Regions from separate parts of the Mus musculus genome. Here region 1 is linked to region 2. The links are chromatin loops, found by intact Hi-C in ENCODE. Cell type or tissue: left cerebral cortex. All regions are shown on one strand. Links, peaks and the distances in the headings refer to the core of each region. The heading gives the core; the rest is flanking DNA. Region 1 has its middle 16 kb from the start of Gm36169. Region 2 holds the start of Gm35882 (a long non-coding RNA gene).

Region 1 (9,736 bases), core at 762-8,761, 190 kb before region 2:
AAGTAAGGTGTGGCAGTGTCAGATTCCCTGAAGGAACCCCTGCCACCCGGGGCTGTTGTGTTAAGCCATGAAGGTAATGTAAGTTACAGTGGAGACCTCAAGATGTTGGAGTCAGGGAATTCCGCCCAAGGACAGCTACAGGCAGAGTGGAGGCAGCCCAGGACAGAGGCAACACGTGCTGTAGATGGCAGAGCTGGAGGAGTGCAGCTGCCCAAGACCCCCGGAGCTCAGATGATTTCGCCACAGACCTCAGATGCTTGACCTGGGGCTGCGAGCTCTGGTGTTTGCCTTGCTCAGTTTGGTCTTGCTATGGCCTGATCATTCCATGCTGTGCCCACATGGAATGAGAATGTTTGCCCTGTGCCTTTCCACACTTGGGAATACATTGGTCTCCCAGTGTCTCATTTTGAAGGGTTTGCCTCAAGTCTCCTCAGAAGAGCTTTTGGCCTTTTCAGCAATGTTGAGACTGTTATCCACTGTGGGGACTTTTTAAGTTGGGTTGAATGCGATTCGTATTGAGATGACCATGGGCCACGGAGCCAGGGGTCGGGGGTTGTGTTTTGAATGTGTCTCATGTATTTGCACACTTGATCTCTGTGTGGCCTTGCTTTAGAAGGCTGTGGAATCTTTAGGGGGTGGAATCTCACTGGAGAGGGTAAGTGAGCGGGGGCAGACCTTGAAGTTTCAGAACCCAGCACACTTCTAGGCTGCTCTCTGTTTCTGGTCCTCCTGATATATGAGGAGAAGATGAGGCCCAGTGGCAGTCCTGCCTCCAGGGAGCCTCCTGCCAGCATACTTTTCATTCCATGACAGACTGTATGTTCTCGAACTTAGTAATTCTTCCTCCTTGGAGTTGCTTCTTTTTAATTAGTTATTGTGTGCACATGATGTCTGTATGTAGATCTGTATCATGTCATGGTGTATATATGGAGGTCAGGGCAACTCCGTGGGATACGTTTGCTTTTTTCACCTTCGTGTGCGTCTTGAGGATCAAACTCAGGTGGCTGGGCTTAATGGCAAACATCTTTACCTGCTGAGCCGTCTTTCTGGCTCTGTCCTTCCTTCCTTCCTTCCTTCCTTCCTTCCTTCCTTCCTTCCTTCCTTCCTCCCTTCCTCCCTTCCTCCCTTCCTCCCTTCCTTCTTTCCTTCCTCCTTCTTTCCTTCTTCCTTCCTTTCTTCTTCCTTCCTTTCTTCTTTTTTCTCCTCCTTTCTTCTTCCTTCCTTCCTTCTTTCCTTCCTCCCTCCTTTCCTTCTTCCTTTCTTTCTTCTTCCTTCCTTTCTTCTTCCTTCCTTCCTTCTTTCTTTCCTCCCTCCCTTCCTCCCTCCCTCCCTCCCTCCCTTCCTTCCTTCCTTCCTTCCTTCCTTTCCTTCTTCCTCCTTCATTCCTTCTTCCTCCTCTTCCTTCCTTCCTTCCTCCTCCTTCCTTCCCTCTTCCTCTTCCTTCCTTCCTTCCTTCCTTCCTTCCTTCCTTCCTTCCTTCCTTCCTTTCTATTTCATTTTTTTATTAATGTGTATTTTGTTTGCATGCACTTCTACCATATTTGCCTAGCACCCACAGAAGCCAGAAGGGGGCATCCAATCCCCTAGAACAGGAGTTACAGATGGGTGTGAGTTACCTTTAGGTGCTGAGAATTGAACCTGGGTCCTCCAGAAGAGCATCCGGTGCTCCTCACCTCTGCACTCATCTCTCCAGCTCCCTGAGTTGTCCTTTTTTGGTCACAGCAATAAGGAAACTGAAAAATCCAGTCAGCTTTTCTCTTCCTTTCCAGCTTACCCATCATCCCTTCAGCTTTTCACAGAGTGGAGACTGTTGATGTCGGTGAGGTCCAAACCAACTGTCTGGTTTATCTTTGGTGTTTTGCCTAAGAACTCTTTACCTGAGCCATGCTCACAGATATTTTCTTCCCTGCTTTCTCTAAGTATGTCGAGAGTTTCCTGTTCTTGAGTTAATGATCGACCTGCATCAGGTGTGAGGTTTGGGGTAGGTGAACTATTCCTGTTGTGGCTGCTGGTGGTGGCCCAGCTGCTCCAACACCATTCTTGGGTGGGCTGGCCCTCGCTCATCTGCTCTCACTCCTGGCTCCTGTGGGAGTCTGTGTCTAGGTCCCCGGTTTCATTCTGGCTTTGCCATGGAGAGGTAGATGCAGCAGAGTATAGTTGAGTCACGTCTTAGGACTCAGCTGGTAGCAGGCACTCAGTCTTCCACCTCTGGGTCTTTGCTGCCCATGTGCATCACAGCACCACAGCGCAGCAGCTTCAGGAGGCCGAGGACTCGGTGTTTCTTCTTCTATGTGGGCCACATGGCCCTCTGCCTAGCAGGGACCCAAGATTTGTTGCCTAAAATGAATAAGGGTTCACTGGCTGCATGCAGCCTGCATTCTAAAGGAGTCACAAGAGAAAGTTCTTTGCTCCCATGGCGACTATTTCACAAATGAGGGGCCGAGACGTTTTTCTATGCTGCGCTGGTGGGGAGTTTTTTTTTTCCCCTCTCTTTTCTTTTTTGTATGGCACAGTTCTAGAGAAAACAGATAGTCCTGGGCTGCATTTCCTCCCCCTCCATCAAAATGAACTAATTATGTTAAGTCCTATGGGGAAAATAATATATTTTTGTACCTAAATTTACCTATTCTATTCTATTTAAAATGCTGTGAAAGGCAGAGTAGGCACTGCTTCCACAGCCAGGCATCTCTGAGGCATTCTGTGGGATGGGGGTGGCCGGGTTCTGGCCTTTGTTAGGAAACGGTCCCTATGAGGTCGCCCTTGCAGCTGTGATGCGTGTTCCTGCTAAAGAATTGATAAGAAACCATCCCTGACCTTCTGTGGGTCATGAAAGCAGCAAAATAAGGTGGGTTTGGAGAGAGAGAGAAAAAGAGACAGAGACAGAGGGAAGACAGAGAGACACAGAAACAGAGAGACACAGAAACAGACAGAGATACAGACAGAGAAAGACACAGACACACACACAGAAACAGAGACAGATAGGGACACAGACACATACATTAGAGACACACACACACAGAGATACAAACACACACAGACACAGAGAAAGAGAGACAGAGAGACATAAACACAGAAAGAAACACAAAAAGAGACACATAGAGAGACAGAGATATACAGAGAGAGACAGAGACATATCGATAGGGACACAGACACACAATGAGAGACACAGAGAGAGAGATACAAACTCACACACAGAGACACACAAACAAAAAGAGAGAGACAGAGAAAGACAGAAACAGAGAGAAGGGGAAGGAGGGAGGGGGAGTGATTTTGAATCCAGGAATCTATGCATGTTAGACTTGCCCTTTACCGCTGAGGCACCTCCCATCCCACAGTTAACTTTTGCTTCTGATAGTACTGAGCTGCTGGAGTTGACATGTGTACGTCTCATCTCCTCCCCATCAAGGGGAGGAGGGGCACCAGGAAGCCATCCGGAGAACTCCCAGTTCCTTCTCAGATGTTCAGTTTCTCACGTCTCTGCTTCCGACAGTCTGGTGCAGTAGACAGTCGACAAGATTGGAAAAGCTGGCCCCGAGTCTAAATTCTCAGAAACCCCATGTTCTTTCCTTTTAAAGTCAGGGGAACGTGGTGGTGTGTTGCTCAATGACATAAACATGTTCAGCAAAATGCTGAATTAGGCGATTCCACCACTGGGTGAACATCAGAGTGCTTGCACGAAGATATTACCACTTTACATGGTGAGGTGGGGCAGCGAGCCACCCCCACCCATCAGCTCGTCACCAACGTTGATATGATGGGTGCTAACCTCACTCGGAATATAGCACACAGTCTAGCCCACTATCTTCAGAAGACTGAATCATAGAGAGCGATGATTTTTAAGTTGCCACTTGGTGCCCATCTGTGGTAACTGGCTCTCTTATCCTTTCTCACTACCGCCACCTACAGGGCATCGTGCAACTCAGCTTGACCTTTGACCGTAGACTTGGTATATGGATGGGGCTGGCCCTGAATGTCTGATTACTGTGTCTGGCCTCTGCCCCTTTCTTGAGTATTTCTGTCAACCAGGTAGATGCTCTCTTTCTCGAGGAAGGTGGGACTCCACTGAAACCTTACCTGCAGTTTAAATGTATTTCCTTTGTGTGGTGAAGAATTTGACATTTTACTTTCAAGACAATCATACCAAACTATTTACCTAAACCCAAACCCAATTATCTCTATGCTTAATCTTCAGAGCCACAAAACTGCGTATAAAAACAGTGAACAGATAAATGCTGTGTGCAGGAACTTTGAGAACAACAGTGTTGGGTCATGAAGCTCTGGCTAGACGTGTATCTAACGGTGGACTATTCAAAAGTCAAATACAGCTGCAGTGTTTAAGTGTGGCTTCAAGGGATTATTGCATAAGGAACAGGACTACATTTTTAGCAACATGACAGGCCTCCATTTAAAAAATAAAAAGAAAGAAAAGTCTAAATATTTAATGGGCATATGTCAAGCTTCCCAGAAGAGCCATGCAAAGCTTCGGCGTCCGGTGTTTATTTTAAATAGGTTTTATGTAGCTCAAGGTGGCCTGGAACTTGCTGTATAGTCAACAATGGCATTGAACCCCTGATTTTCCTGCCTCTATCTCCTAAGTGCTGGGCTTACAAGGATGTCCCACTATGCCTAGTTAGTACAGTACTGGGCACCGTACTGAATTACTAGGCAAGCACTGTGCCAAGCGAGCTACATCCGGAACTGAACCATGACTAAGAGTTCGAAATTCTGGGTATTACAGCAGCTTCGAGAAGAACTTGAACAATAAATAAATCCAAGGAAGACGGGTGTAAATATACTTTGTTGTGGCAGTTCACTGAAAAGTGATAATGCACATTGTCTTGACTACACAATTAAAAAAGAAACCTAATAACGAATGGCATTTCCAAGCATCTCGGATGGTACTTCGTCCTATCTACTTGCATATGGAGTGTGTACAGACCACTTACAGACAGGATTGGGTTCCTGGAGCAAAGAGGACAGAAGCAAACATTTACTGTACACTCAAGTCTTACTTAACCCTCACAAGTACCCATATGCCCTTGCGGTCATCATGTTACAGGTGGTGAAACCATCTCTTTCTATTCTTTGGCTTTGCCCAAGGTCCCTGTCTTAATCCTTTTGGGCTGCTATTAAGACACACCACCATAGGCTGGGGGGCTTATAAACAACAGCAAAAATTGTTTCTCTCTGCTCTAGAGGCTGGAAGTGCAATATCCAAATGGTGGAAGATTCAGTATCTGGTGTGCGCCCACTTCCTGATTCATGGAAGACGTTGCCTTACTGTGGCCGCCATGATGGCAGGTCAAACTGTAGTCTTCCAGGCTCTCACAAGGACACAGAGCCTTCGGAGGGCTCTATTTTTCAGCACAATCACCTCCCAAAGGGCAGATCTCTTAGTGCCGTCACGCTGCGGACCAGGTGTCACCCGATGGATTTTGGGGGACAATTTAATTCCCATGTAGGCACAGTACTGGCTCATTTCTCTCCACATCTCGCCATGGTGGCATAGACATCTCTGCGTGCTTCCCACAGACCGGGGCCTCTTTTTTTCTCACAGGTCCCCAAACAGCTGGACCACAGCTCTGGCACCGTTACAGACGTTCATTTCCCCAGCTGCGGCTTCCTTTCTTTGCGCATTGTCAAAAAGAAGCCCAAGTCCGTGGCTCGGGAGGCACAGTGGGACTAACCCGAGAGTCCCTTTCAGTCAGCTCACACTGTAGTTCTCTTTGAAAGCACTGAATATTTTCTCCTCAGGAAAGTGCCCTCAGCATGTCACTGCTGTGCCCGGCCCGCAGAGCTTCCCTTCCACAGAGGGCTCTCTGGAGCTCCTGCCTTCTTCCTCTTCTAATAGCAGCAGCAACAAATGCCAACCCCGAGGGCAGACTCCAGCTGGGCTGTGTCCCAGCCTGTATTCTTTCTCTGTGTGGCTCTTTTGGGGCCAGAATATTTTAAAAGCCTCTGGTGACTCAGTCAAAGATCTCATTTCTATTTCAAGGTGGCTCCCACATGCCAGGCAGTGCCAGCCCTGTCCTGGGAGCCTTTCACAGTGAGAGTCTTATGAATAACCCACAGGACAGCTTTAAAAGGTCTTAGCGATGGGATTCTACTTTCTAATTTGACTTTTTTTTTGTTGTGTTTTAACATGCAGAGATTTTGTTTTGATTTTTAATTGTGAGTGTTTATGTGGGGGTGTGTATGTGTGAATGAGGGGTACCCCTGGAAGACTGACAAGGGTGCCAGATGCCCCTGGAGATGAAGTTATGAGCAGACATGAGTCTTCGGACATGATGCTGTGAACCAGACAATGATCCGTTGCAAGAGAAGTACAGGGTTTGAACTGTCAAGCTATCTTTCCAACCCTTGTTTTTGAGATGGTGTTTTGGGCAGACTATCCTGAATCCAGGAGGTTTAGGCCATGCTCCTGCCTCAGCCTGCTAAGTACTTGGTACTGTGGGTGCCTACCACAACCCTGGGTTCTTCAGTGTTCTGTCCATGGCTGAGAATGATTACAGTCTGTCTGTCTGTCTGTCCGTCTCTTTCTCATGGAATGCTCTATGGATTTTTGCAGCATCTTTGCATAGAGGACAGGCTATTTTCTGGATGGTTCCAAGTTTTAGTCTATGTGCTACCAAAGTTAACACAAAGATTTACTCAGTCCTATTGTATGAGTTTTACTGTATGAGTATTAGTTTTGCCTACACATACGTATGTGCAACACATTTGTGCCCGGTTCCCACAGAGGAAAGAAGACGACATTAGATCCCCTGGTGCTGGAGGTACAGGTGGCTGTGGGCCACTACGTGGGTAATCGGAGCAGAGTCTGGATATTCCACAACCATTCCTAACCGTCGATCCATCTCTCCAGCCCCGGCTTTTATATTTTTATCTAACCTTATTGGGGTGAGCCAGCCTCTGAAGGATTTAAGGTAACCTTATTTATGTAGCCTCTGAAGAATTTTTTTTTAGGCCAACTGGAAAGCTGTCTCTGGGAATCAAACATTGCATAAATGATTTCAACTTAATCTCAAGTAAAATATCCTTCTCCCTGTTCTTGGCTCCCCCCTTTTCATGAGAAAAGATAAAAAGTAAAAAGCCAATAACACTTAATACTTGGTTCCCGGAAGGAACTCCTCTGGGTGTGCCTGCAAGCAGCTGTTACACTATCATCCAAGGACTCCATCTGTGCCCCAAGAAGAAATTGAAGATAGGGACTCTTCACAATGGAAGATACGGCTCTGCCACACACTGCTGCGCTGTTATTAACCAACAGTCTGGGAAAGGGGGAAGCATGGTGTCCAATGTGCACCAGGCTCTGCTGGCTAGTTGCAAACTCAGGACCACACTGACCACCATACTAAACTCTGTGAGACATGAAACCAGAACCAGTGACTAGGAGAAAGAGATTTATAGGGAGGAGTGTGTGTGTGTGTGTGTGTGTGTGTGTGGCACTGATGGGGCTAGAGGGGAGCTGAAGAGGTAAGAGGTACTGAGTGAACGTGTATGAAAGCGTGAAAGAACAAAATTCACTGACAAAAAAAAGAATTATTCATAACATCATTGCACTATGTAAATGTTAATTTTGCTAAGCCTTACTTTCAGGTTTTCTCCTTTCTTTTTTTGGTAAAATGTTGTCTTCTCACATGAAGACGGTAGTTAGGGCAGTGGCAGCCTTTCTGTAGCTGTGAGAAAAAGATCATAAAGATTGAAGTGCAGGGCTGGTGAGATGGCTCAGTGGGTAAGAGCACCCGACTGTTCTTCCGAAGGTCCAGAGTTCAAATCCCAGCAACCACATGGTGGCTCACAACCATCTGTAACAAGATCTGACTCCCTCTTCTGGTGTGTCTGAAGACAGCTACAGTATACTTACATATAATAAATAAATAAATCTTTAAAAAAAAAAAAAGATTGAAGTGCATGAATGTGAAAGGCAGTAGTGTCCCCAGGGACTCCTTGAAGCCACTGGACAACCACTTAAGGAATCGATGTGGCTGTTTTCCTCTCATTCACAAAGTCTTCCCACTGTCCATCTAATCGGAAGTCGGATATTGTCAGTAATATCATTAACATTATGGGATAATGATCAGGAGCATCTTGGGTGGTTTTTTTGTTTTTTTGGTTGTTTGTTTGGTTCTCCATTTGTGAAAAACTAAAGTTAGAAAACGCACTAATGCACACACTTTAGTGCCCTGAAATGCCTTTCTTATATACAACTCCATCAGACAAGCTGCTTGAAGTAACAGCAGCTTCTGTGCGTCTGTGTGGCCAACTTTGAAGGAAAACCGTGGGAAGCATTCTCCAAGTGAGGTTGAAATGATTTTCATTATGTTAAGTTATTAACGGAATGGGCTCACTGCAAACATTCAGTAAACACCAACGACTTAGTTACGGTTCTATTGCTGTGAAGAGACGCCATAACCGAAGCGACTCTTAGAAAATAGAGCATTTAATTGGGGCTTGCTTGCAGTTTGAGAGGGTGAGTCTATTATCATGGCGGGAAGCGGATCAGCAAGGCACTGAGCAGTAGGAGAGAGAGAGAGAGAGATGAGAGAGACAGAGAGAGAGAGAGAGAGAGAGAGAGAGAGAGAGAGAGAGAGAGAGAGAACACTTTACATCCTGATCCACAGGCTGCAAGGCAGAGGGCGGTGCGTGTGTGCGTGTGTGCGTGCGTGTGCGTGTGCGTGTACGTGTGTGTGTGTGTGTGTGTGTGTGTGTGTGTGTGTGTGTGTTGTGGGGGTGGGCAGAGACTAGGTCCCTTGTGGACTTTTGAAACTTCAAAGCCCACCCCCAACAACACACCTCCTCCAACAAGGACACACCTCCTCCAACAAGGACACACCTCCTCCAACAAGGACACACCTCCTACAACAAGGACACACCTCCTACAACAAGGACACACCTCCTACAACAAGGACACACCTCCTACAACAAGGACACACCTCCTACAACAAGGACACACCTCCTACAACAAGGACACACCTCCTACAACAAGGACACACCTCCCAATCCTTCCAAACAACTCAGTTGGAGACAAAGCATGCAAGCGTATATGCCTATGGAGGGCATTCTCTCTCAAACTGAGGCAGACAGCCCCTAGTACTAGTGTGCTTATGATAAAGGGATGCACAGTTTGAATAAAGATTCTACCATCAGGCTGCTGGCAGAAGACGTATTACTGTTGCTGGCAGGCTAGGCTTGAGTAGGCTATGGGCACACCAATAACCAGGCCAAAACAACACAACCTATCCATCATTCTTGCCGATGCCCATCCGGGTCAGTGTAGCTCTGTACATAGCTCATCTGTAGCTCTGAGATTGATAGAGCCTGTCTGCCATCTTACGGGATCCCTCTCTGGTTTCTTGATCAGGGAAGAGACTATGAGCCATGTGCCTGCTTTTATAGACTCTGCCTGAAAGTGACCTGCATCATTCCTGCTGTGATTTCATTGGTCCAAGCAAGTCGATGGCAAGGAAGGGGACATCATAAGAGGGAAGTAGGATGTGGAGATCTCCATGGAGACGCTATTTTTCACCATCATTTGCTGCATATTGCTGAGATAGGAAGCAGTACAATCTGCCTCCCACTAGCTGGTCCCCTATAGCCACCATTTTCTTCCTTCATAGCAGTAACATGTTCAATTTGTGGACAGACTGTAGCTTCCAGATAAAACCCCTGTTCCTCATCGTTCCTTGCAAGGATGTATGGCAACATTTAACCTTTTAGTCATTAAAACCCGAGC
Region 2 (9,736 bases), core at 803-8,802:
CTAACACAGATCACGACTGAGCACTCAGGCCTGGCAACTCTACAATAACACAACCACACAGCCAGGGTACTTAGGCTGTTATCTTCAGTCCCTATTTTTTTCAGAAATTCTCAATTTGATGTGTCATCCCCTGCACCATGGCAAGCGTGAAGAATGAGAAGAAAGTGGGTATCATATACTGTGGCGGAACCTTCCCCTAATGAATAAAGATTTCAAGGGACCAATCACTGGGCGAGAAACTAGTATTCAATTTTCGTAATCTATTTTAGTTATAAATCCTCCAGTGGCACATCCCAGCGGATCCGCCACTTAAACCAGGGGCCTCTCGCTACCTACATTACGTCTTCATGCTCTCTCCGGTCCAAAAAATAAGTTTCTTTCTCTTGCCTCCCCTCTTCCTCTCTCGGACCCGGAAGTCCCGCCTACTCACCCAGCGATTGGTTCCTTAAAATCTTTATTCATTAGGGGAAGGTTCTACCACATCATACCCGAATCTTGAATTGTACGATGGTTTGGGTAAGTCCTTCACCGTTGGAGCATTCAAGCTAGTGAAGGAGGCAGAAAAGGTGGGAACTGTGTGGCCTGGATGTGGGTGATGTGGATAATGGGGGTAGTATCGTCTAGACTAATGCTCGGGTTGGGATTCAGGCAAGATGGAATCCCTCATACCCCTCACCTTAAGAGGGAACACAGAAGATGCTGGGCTGGGCTGGGCTGGGGGGTGACATCACTAGTTTGGGTCATAATGAACTGAATGTTGACTTTCCCTGGGATTCGATAAACACTGCTGACACTACCGAGTGTCCGTTCTAGAGATAAGTGTTTGAGAGTCAGAAATCTCCTGCTGAGCCATGTGCTTTGGAGTGAGAGAATATGACAGATTACATCAGGATTTCATAAGCCTTCCACACAGCACTCCTATAACTCGGTGCCTGTGGGCACCCCAACTGTCTCTCTGGTTTGTTTGAAAAAGTCTGTGTTGGAGGTCAGACCATCAGCCTGGCCCCGTGGTCTGCCGCCCTTGGAGAGAGCCTTCCCATCGCCCTGTTTAGCTAGATGTGGGTCTCTCTCCTCCCATATGTAAAGACCTCACAGTTTCTACCAAATGGTTGCCTCTCAACTGTCACCTCCCTGAACATATTAAGACTTTATAATGAAATCTCCTGCCATGCCTAAGGTCTCATGCAAACTCCAAACTCAGGAAGCCTTTTAGCCATATCAACAGTAGAAGGTCCCTTAACCAATAGAATCAGTCGGGTAGTATCCGTGTCCCTCAGGAAGTAACCTTATCTGCAATAGTGTCATTGCAGAACCAATTGAGGGGGATACTGAAGCAAGGTGGGCCCTAAACCCAGTTACTGATATCCTTAGGAAAAGGCTTTGTAAAGACTCAAAGACACATAGATGTCATGAGAAGCTAGGCCATCAGAACAGAATGGACCAAAAAACCCAAGGTTAACGACCAGAAGCAGAAGAGGAGGGAAGAGCCCTGCCCTAGAGGCTCAGAGCACGGCCTTGCTAGTTTCATTCTCCATAGACTTGGAGATGAAGATGTTTTTCTTTTGAACCATAGAGTTTGGGGTAATTTTCTATAACAGACCCAGGAAGTTACGACAGCCAGAAACACATGGGGCTTCTAAGGTGAATGACCCATGAAGCTACAATTTACAGCAATGAGTCCGCATGGCCTCGGTTTGTTCAATGACTACAGACTTCCCTAAGTAGTAACTCCAAGCACCTAAGTATTAACCCTAGTATCCAACTCCAAACCAATCAGAAGGAAGCCACATAAGCTCTTCAAACCAGTCACAAAAGATGCCGTACACCCAGCATCTTAGTTACTGTTACTATTGCTGTAACAAAACCCCACAACCAAAAGAGCCAGTTGGAGAGGAAAGGGCTTATTTGGCTTATAATTCTACATTATAGTCTATCACTGTGGAAACTCAAGCAGGCCAGGAACCTGGCTGGAGGCAGGAGCTGATGCGAAGGCCATGGAAGAGTGATGCTGCTCACTGGCTTGCTCAGCCTGTTTCTCATGGTACCTAGAACCACCAGCCCAGGGATAGCCACACCCACAACGGGCTGGGCCTTCCCCCTATCAATCACTAATCAAGAAAATGCCCTACATCTGGATCTGATGGAGGCACTTTCTCAACTGAGGTTCCCTCCTTTCAAATAACTCTAGCTTGTGTCAAGTTAACACAAAACCAGCTGCCACATCTAGATAGGTCACCTCCAGGTTCCTTGTGCCGAACAGAGAGCACCCAAAGCCTTTCTCTTGCCACCCTCTGCCTGCCTGCCTGTGAATGTGGCAAGCAGGAGTGAGCTCTGGTGTCTGCCTATCTTATTTCAGCAGCTTCAAGTAAGCACCCGGATTCCCTCTGGGTGGGTTTCACTAACCTGCATCTTCTGTTTGTAAATGACTGGTTGGCTACAGAAGAACATGCATGATGAAACACCACACACACACACACACACACACACACACACACACACACACACACACATACACACATACACATACACACACACACAGAGTGGCTTAAACAACAACAAGCTATGGCCTACAGTTCTGGAGACTGAGGTCTTAGACCAAAGTATTGTTGAGTGGATCCTTAGAGGACTTAGCTTCAGGTCGCTGCCTTCACACTGTGTCCTTGAATTCCTGGTGTTACCTCTGAGTGTACACATTTCCTCTTCTTACTAGGACCACAGTGAGGCCCAATGAGGGCTCACCCTATGGACCTCTAAATGCACTCACACCCATCCATGTAAGCACCGTTCATTTACCCTCTATGGTGGTTACACTTACTGCCGACCTGACTAACTTTATATTACCTAGGGAATTGTGGATACACATCTCTAGGTGTGTCCACTTGCGCAATTCTGAAGAGGGTTAACTAAGCAAGCAGGACCTCTCATGAATGGGCATGTACCATCCTCTAGGGTGAGGGCTCAAAAGGATAAATGCGAAGGAAGGTGAAAGGCAGAAGGCAGGTGAGCACGGACATTTCTCTTCTCTCTGCGTGTCCCTCAGCCAGGATGTGAACTTCTCTGTTCTCTTCCATGATGCTCTCTTCGCCATGATAAAAACTGAACCACATTTTTATCAAGTCTTTAAAATTCTCTTCTGGTGATGGATTTAGCTAGAGTGATGAGAAAGGTAACTAATACGTCATCCATCTACCCACAAACCTATCCTTAAGTACATGCTTGGACGCTGCACACAGGTGCAGGAATAAGTAAGGGGTGGTTCCAGGCTCTTTCTAATGCAATGACTGTCATGCAGTATATTCAGGGCTGCATCACAAAACTGAGAGGACTCAGAGGAGGTAGAGCACATCCCACCCACAGACCCTTCTCCTTCAAACCTTTCCCAGAAACCAATCTCCTATCATGCTCACCCTCGTGCCCACTTTCCCTGAAGTACAAAGTTCTGCTAAAGAGCATGGGTAAACTCCTCCAGATGCCATGCTCCCCAAAGCACCCCCCCCAGGGGCCTTTCCATTCTAGAGTCCTCTGGGTTAGCTGTTTGGGAACTGGGCTCAGAGACAGATGCTATTGCCTATGAACCAAGAGTCCTCTGAGGCATCGTTTCTCAATCCTGGCCTTCAAGGGAGGTCCAGTTTGACTTCATCTTTCTGCCATGATTTGCTGATATGTCTCAAAGCAGACAGGATGAGGAGAGCCATACTGCTGAGAACATTTCATTCTGATCTTTTTTTTTTTTTTTTTTTTTTGAATCTGAATAGAGGACAAATTAAAGTTTGCTGAGCAATCAGCTGTGAGTTATAAAAACTATAAAATCTCCAAGAAGCCGGTTTGTGCTCATCCTGAGAATCCGTTTCCTGGCGATGCTTCACACTTCCAAGGATTGGAGCCCAGAGACAGGTCAACTCTAAGGTCGCTGTGATTCTTCAAGAATGGCCAAAATGACAGCGAGAATGGCTCACGTAATTGAAGTGGCCGTGGGTGGGAAGGACACTTGAATTTGGCTATTTGGAACTCTGACTCAGAAGACACAATTTGTATCTCCCTGGCAGGGATACTTATCCAACCGTGGCCCTGTGTCATCTGGTTCTGACTAATGGCCGTGACTAGTTGAGAGGGATCATTCTGATTCACACCATCATAGTCGTAGTTGTCCTCCATTTAGACTTTGAGCAAAGCATCCCCTTTTGATATGCAAACGAGGGCCCAGATTTGGGGGTTCTTTGCAATAGAGAAGAAGGAAATGGCTTGAAATGGGAAGCAGCTGGATGACAGGGGCACGGAACCACTCTTCACAGAGACAGGAATGGAGTCCAGCGTCGGGTACTTGATGGCCTCAGCAGACTGGCGTCACCATGGCTCTACCCAAGCATTGCTGTGCTCATGAAGGGCCCTGCACATTTGCTGTGGGTCGAGGATGGCTGGGATGTGTGTCCCTGAATGATGCATGCATTGAAACTTGATCCCCGTTGTGAGGGTATGAAAATGCAATCCCACTTTGTTTAGAGGTGGGGCCTCTCGGAGCTGATGGAGACACCATGAGGTGATGAGGATGGAGCCCCGCCCTGCCACTGAGTACCAGGGGCTCCATAGGAAAGAGAGACTGGAGGATGGGTGGACACAACTGTCCCACATCTATAAGCAGGTGCCAATCTCGGACCAGTACCCTGAGCTGAGTGAACTCCTTTATTCTGCCTAAGGCACTTAGTTATAATCATGAAAAATAGACTGACACCAAAAGCAAAATAAGAAAGGATGATAAAGTTTGGAAAATTGGGGTCCTAACCTCTGCCTCCCTGTTAGGTTAAATCATTTTCCAAACACTTAACAAGTGAGCTTACATGGATCCTGCTGAGAGCACAGAAAGCCAAATGACCCATGCATCATGAATGGGGAACTCTCTCTGTCTCTGTGTGTGTCTCCCACCCTCTTTCTGTCTCAGTCTCTGTGTGTGTGTCCTTCTCTCCCTCTTTCCCTCCCTCTTCTCTTTCCTCTCTTTCCCTCTTTCTCTGGTCCTCTCCCATGAGGCAACCTCTTAAAACACTTTTTTTTTTTTTTTTTTTTTTTTTTTTTTTTTTGGTGTCTGACTGCAGAAGTCCTGGCTCAGCACAGGTCAGAGCTCCATGACCATGCCTGTGAGACAGAGAATCTGACACCTCACAGTGTCCTTGTGAAGACAACGTCAGGGCACAGCCAACCGCATCCTGAGGGCTGAAGGCAGCCGTGGTCGACTTTTGTATGTCCACCGAATAAAATGGATTTTCTATTTTAGATCCTTGCAAAAGGAAAACAACAATTCAATGGACGTTTTTGTTTGTTAGTTTGTGGTTGTTGTTGTTGTAGTAGTATAAAAACCAAAGAAAAACAAAAACAAAATCTCTAAACTGAAAATATCGCCTGTGTGGTCCTTTGGAGATAAACTTGGCAGATCTCTATTTAAGGGGGTTTTCTTTTTTTTAATTAATTGAACTCGTGAGGAACACATGGAAAAGGTGGAAGTTTTATTCCCAAGCCAGGGAACTTTCTGGAAGTCATTTCATGGTCAGAGAAATGTTGAATGAGTATAGCACATGGGTAAAAATCGTAAGATTTGCAGACTCTATGAACCATTACTCTCTGGCTGTCTCTCCATGTTAGTCTGCAGGTCACCCATTTAAATAAAACATCCTAGACGAGGTGGCTTCTACTGCAGTGTCTATTGGCCCACCTTTCTGCCAGAATGAGGTGGTTTCAGGCCAGCCTCCTAGCTATTGCTGCAGCCGCTGCTCTCTCCCCTGTCCTCGAATGATCTTTGCTGTCTGGTGTCCCTGCTGCGATTAGATCAGGTCTCACCCCAGTGGCCTCATTTGAATTTGTCTCTCAAGGTGTCACATTCTGAAGTAATAAGGATTAGGGCTTCAACATATGAATTTTAAGAACACAAATCACCTTAATGTGCTCTTGGCAAATGAGATTAGAATTTACCAGTGTGGTTCCTTACCGATATTGCCTTTGGTAGATGGCTTGCCTCATAAGCGTGAAGACCCGAGTTCAGTCCCCCTGTCCCATGCTGAAAACAGCAACAAAACAAACCACAAACAAAGCTGGGTGTGGTGGGTGCAGTCCCAGTGCTGGGGATGCACAGACCGGAAGGTCCCGAGGCTCGTAAAAAACAGCCAGCCCAGCTACGAGGAAAAGTCCCAGGTCAGTGAGCAATCCCGTCTCAACGTTCCAAGTAGATAGCAACTGAAGAGCGACAGCCACGGTTGCCCTGTGGTCTCCATGCACACACACATGTGCACCCAAATCCCTCACTTACTAAGAGCTACCATGGTTGTATAACTGTGGAGTGAGGCTTGTCTGATTTTAGTGATGGTTATTGATAGAGCCTCGCTCTGTAGCCCAGGCTGGCCTTACACTTGCAATCCTCTCTGCTTTAATACCCCACCTCCACCCCACCCCGCAGTGCTAGGATTACAGGCATAAACTACCAAACTCAGCGCTAGGAACTATGAGGTGGCTGTTTCTTCCAGATTGGACACAACTGCTGCCATCTTGAAGTGGGTCAACACTGATGATCTGCCCAAGATTCTTAAGATCAGGCCTGCCCACATCCCTCCTAGGAGAGGAGAGGATCTTGAGACTCCCAAGGCCTTTACAGTCCTCGTGAGGCCCCTCTCCAAGGCCCCAGTCATCACACTATGGGGGTTGGGGGGTTGTGAACAGCTGGGTAGGAATTCCTGATGGGACAGCTGTCCCTAAGTTACTTAGTGGGCTTTCTGCTGCTTTGAGTCATTTTTGCTTCTGTTAATAACCCCAATAAGTTTGTTACCTAGGCTAGAGCCGGCAGTGGTGACCAGGTTGGCCTTGAATTCAGAGATCCTCCAGGGTGCTGGGATTAAAGGTGTGAGCAACCACATCTGACCAGAAACTGTTCTTGGGTCTGGCTGGGGTGAGTAAATGTGGCTTTGGTGGTTTGTTTTACATTTCCCAGGAAATGCAAAGCAACAGCGCCCTTCAAACGGTGCCTCTCTGCACCTTGTCTATGGCAGAGACACTCATTGCAACCCAGAGAGCCAAATTGTGCATTTTCCAGCCTAGTGCTCAGAGGCAAGGCCCAAAGCGCAGTTCAAGACTTACGATTCGCCCCTTGAAGAGAACTAACCAGCGGGTGGGAACTCTCTTGCTCTCCCTTCCTGTAGGTGTGCAAGAACTGTGGTTGAACACCCCCCCCAACACACACACGAGACAGAGACACAGTGACAGAGAGAGACAGAGAAAAAGAATTTCATATGATGTATATTTTGATATTTTCCCTCTCTAGATTGATCTCCACTTCCCCACCTGCTCAATTTCCTAGCCTTTTTTTTTTTTTAATATATTCTTTTTAAGTAACCCATCGAGTCCAGTTTGTATTGTCCATGTATTTCTGGGTATGGGGCCATCCATTGGAGTGTGGTTGACCTACTAGGAGCCGTACCCTTAAAGAAAACTGACTCTCCCTCCCCAAGAATCTACCAGTTGTCTACAGTTCCTCGGGATGGGATGGGGGTAGGCCCCTCCCACTCCATGCTGGCTTGACTGGCTTGGTCCCATGCAGGCTACCACAGCTGCCACAGCTCATGAGCGCAGAGATCTAGTCATGTTGAGAAGACAAGGCTTTCTGCCCCTTGTCTCCAACCTCTGGCTTTTACAATAATTCACTCATCTTCTCTGATGGTATTTAAGTGACTTTCATTAAAATTTGTGTAGAAAACAAATCTTTAGTGAGAAAAACATTAGGATCTGGGGTGTATGTTACGCAAGTGGAGCCCAAAGGATCCCACACACGGGCTGCTCATGGGAGAACACCAGTGAACCTCTCTACCCAGTTCTGGGTGAAAACTGTTCCTAGTACAAGACTCTACCTGCCCCTTTGTCAGCTGTCTGTGGGGTGACATCTAGGAAAACTGGGTTTTGCTATTGTACAATGTGTAAAAGTGAGTTAAGAGTTAAGGCCTTCACTTTCATCATAGGCCATCTTCTCTGTAGGAACTGCCAGTAGCCTGGCCTGGAAGCCAGCGCCATCTCTTTCTTCGCCTGTAAATCTGTTTCCAGGTGATTTCTCTGTCATGTGCCATCTTTCATGATAAGCTGCTTGACTCCAGTTGGTCCCATGGTTCTCTTTGTAGCTCACTGGCCTATGACCCCAGAGAGGATTCCCCCAGATATCTCATTGCAGGATCGAGCACCAACTCAGATGAGGTGTCTGTGGAAGGTGAGTTGGCAGGGCGGAGCCTCATGCCCCACCACCCTCCCCCACTGTTGCTGCATGCCTACGGACATCCCAGGACAGGGTGCCCTGAAAACACACCCACAGCAAAGACACACAAACATGTACCTCATTTGTCTGCGAAGCCTATGTCTGAGGAGCTCCCCTGAGCCAACAACTGCCACAGATAATACACTCATTCACCATGCAGGAAACACACTCCTTCCATTGAAAAGTGACGACATTACATTGAACTAGCTCCCAGCCCTGCTCTGAATTATTCTCAGGGTGTCTGTGGCACAGAGACTCGTACACAGAAAACAAACGCAGTAACCAAGAGGCTTCCCAGACCCTGCTGTAAAAAACAAAACAAAACCCAGCCAGTCTTGCCTTGCATTCTTTCCAAATCTGTCTCGCTCTGTGATGTGCCTCTGTGTAAATGTTCTATGGGTTTAGTCTCACAAACCCCAGTAGGTAATGAGGGATGCCTATTTATGTCAGATTTACTGAAGAAAACCAGAAAGTGCAAAAAAAAAAAAAAAAAATTGAAGCAGTCTATGGAGCTTCCGTAAGCAGAGGAGGGTAGCAGAGAGGACTGCACTTAGCAATCTGCAGCGGCTGGAGACGCCATTTTGAGGATGATTCAAGGATGAGAGAGCCTTGGAAGTGCCTGCTGCAGTGACAGCTCCATTGGCCCTCAACTTTCCTCTAAGCCCAAAGCAGCCAGCTCACCCAGGGATTCTGGGTATCCTCTTGGGTAGCTGAGTACGGTGGTGTCTGTCCTATCATGAAGAAGGTTGAGTCAGGAGGATTGTGACTTTGAGGTCAGCCTAGGCTACATAGTAAGACCTTATCTAAACAACAAAGCAAAACACAGACTGAGAGAGTAGGGTATGCTGGCGGTACATACATGTGTTCTCTCAGCACTCAGAAGGCTGAGGCAGGAGGATTATGACTTCATTGTAAGCCTGGAGTACAGGAGACCTTGAAGAAGAAAAGAAGAGGAAGAGGGAGGGGGAGGGGAGGGAAAGGGGGAGGGGTGGGAGGGAAAGGGGGAAGAGGAGGAGGAAGAGGAAGAGGTTGGATCACAGAGTCTCAGGTTCCTTCCTGCTCTGAAATCTTGTGATTCTTCAAATAAAACATCACATTACAAACTGCTCCTGCATCTCTAACTGCACTTTGAGTCTGAATAGTGGGAACAGGGGCCCTGCCGTGCAACCTGCTGAGCCTGGAGTCCCTATGGAAAAGGGACACAAGTTGTTAAGGACGGTGGCGTGGCGGCACCTATAGAAAAACATTGTGAGCAGGTGACTGGTGTCACACCCAGAAAATCCAAACGGCGAATCTACTTCTGCCCCAACAGATATCCACCCCTTCCCCTGATCCAGGACCTAAAATAATGACTGACTCCAGAAGCAAGATTCATGGATATCCATCTGTCTCTGGTTCAACTTGGGAAATCCTGACCTTTGAATGTGAACAGTACATTGGGGAGCCATGTTGAGCTTCCAC

What was found. A loop is a pair of places that touch in the nucleus more often than their neighbours do. Peaks named below come from ENCODE experiments on the same cell type or tissue, not always from the same donor. Only the 100,000 strongest peaks of a DNase experiment are listed, where the experiment ranks them.
Region 1: a loop joins it to region 2, with 2.4 times the contacts of the local background. A loop is called at or near these places in 2 of 42 quality-filtered maps.

The regions. Positions count from the first base shown.
Region 1 is chr16:90,689,063-90,698,798 of GRCm38, reverse strand. No RefSeq gene overlaps it. Among named protein-coding and RNA genes, the nearest start is that of Gm36169, 16 kb to the right of the region's middle. In left cerebral cortex, for the core only: CTCF peaks have their summits at 3,902 (motif pointing left), 5,583 and 5,783; DNase peaks (open chromatin) are centred at 2,328, 3,521, 3,837 and 5,923; H3K27ac peaks cover 2,191 bases.
Region 2 is chr16:90,499,743-90,509,478 of GRCm38, reverse strand. Gm35882 (a long non-coding RNA gene) reads left to right here and starts at 449. Exons shown (of 3, transcript XR_003951976.1): 1 at 449-566; 2 at 3,756-3,956; 3 at 5,088-5,320. It overlaps Gm41490 (a long non-coding RNA gene), which reads right to left and starts at 404. Exons shown (of 2, transcript XR_876228.2): 1 at 337-404. In left cerebral cortex, for the core only: no CTCF peak of the experiment used is centred there; a DNase peak (open chromatin) is centred at 4,051.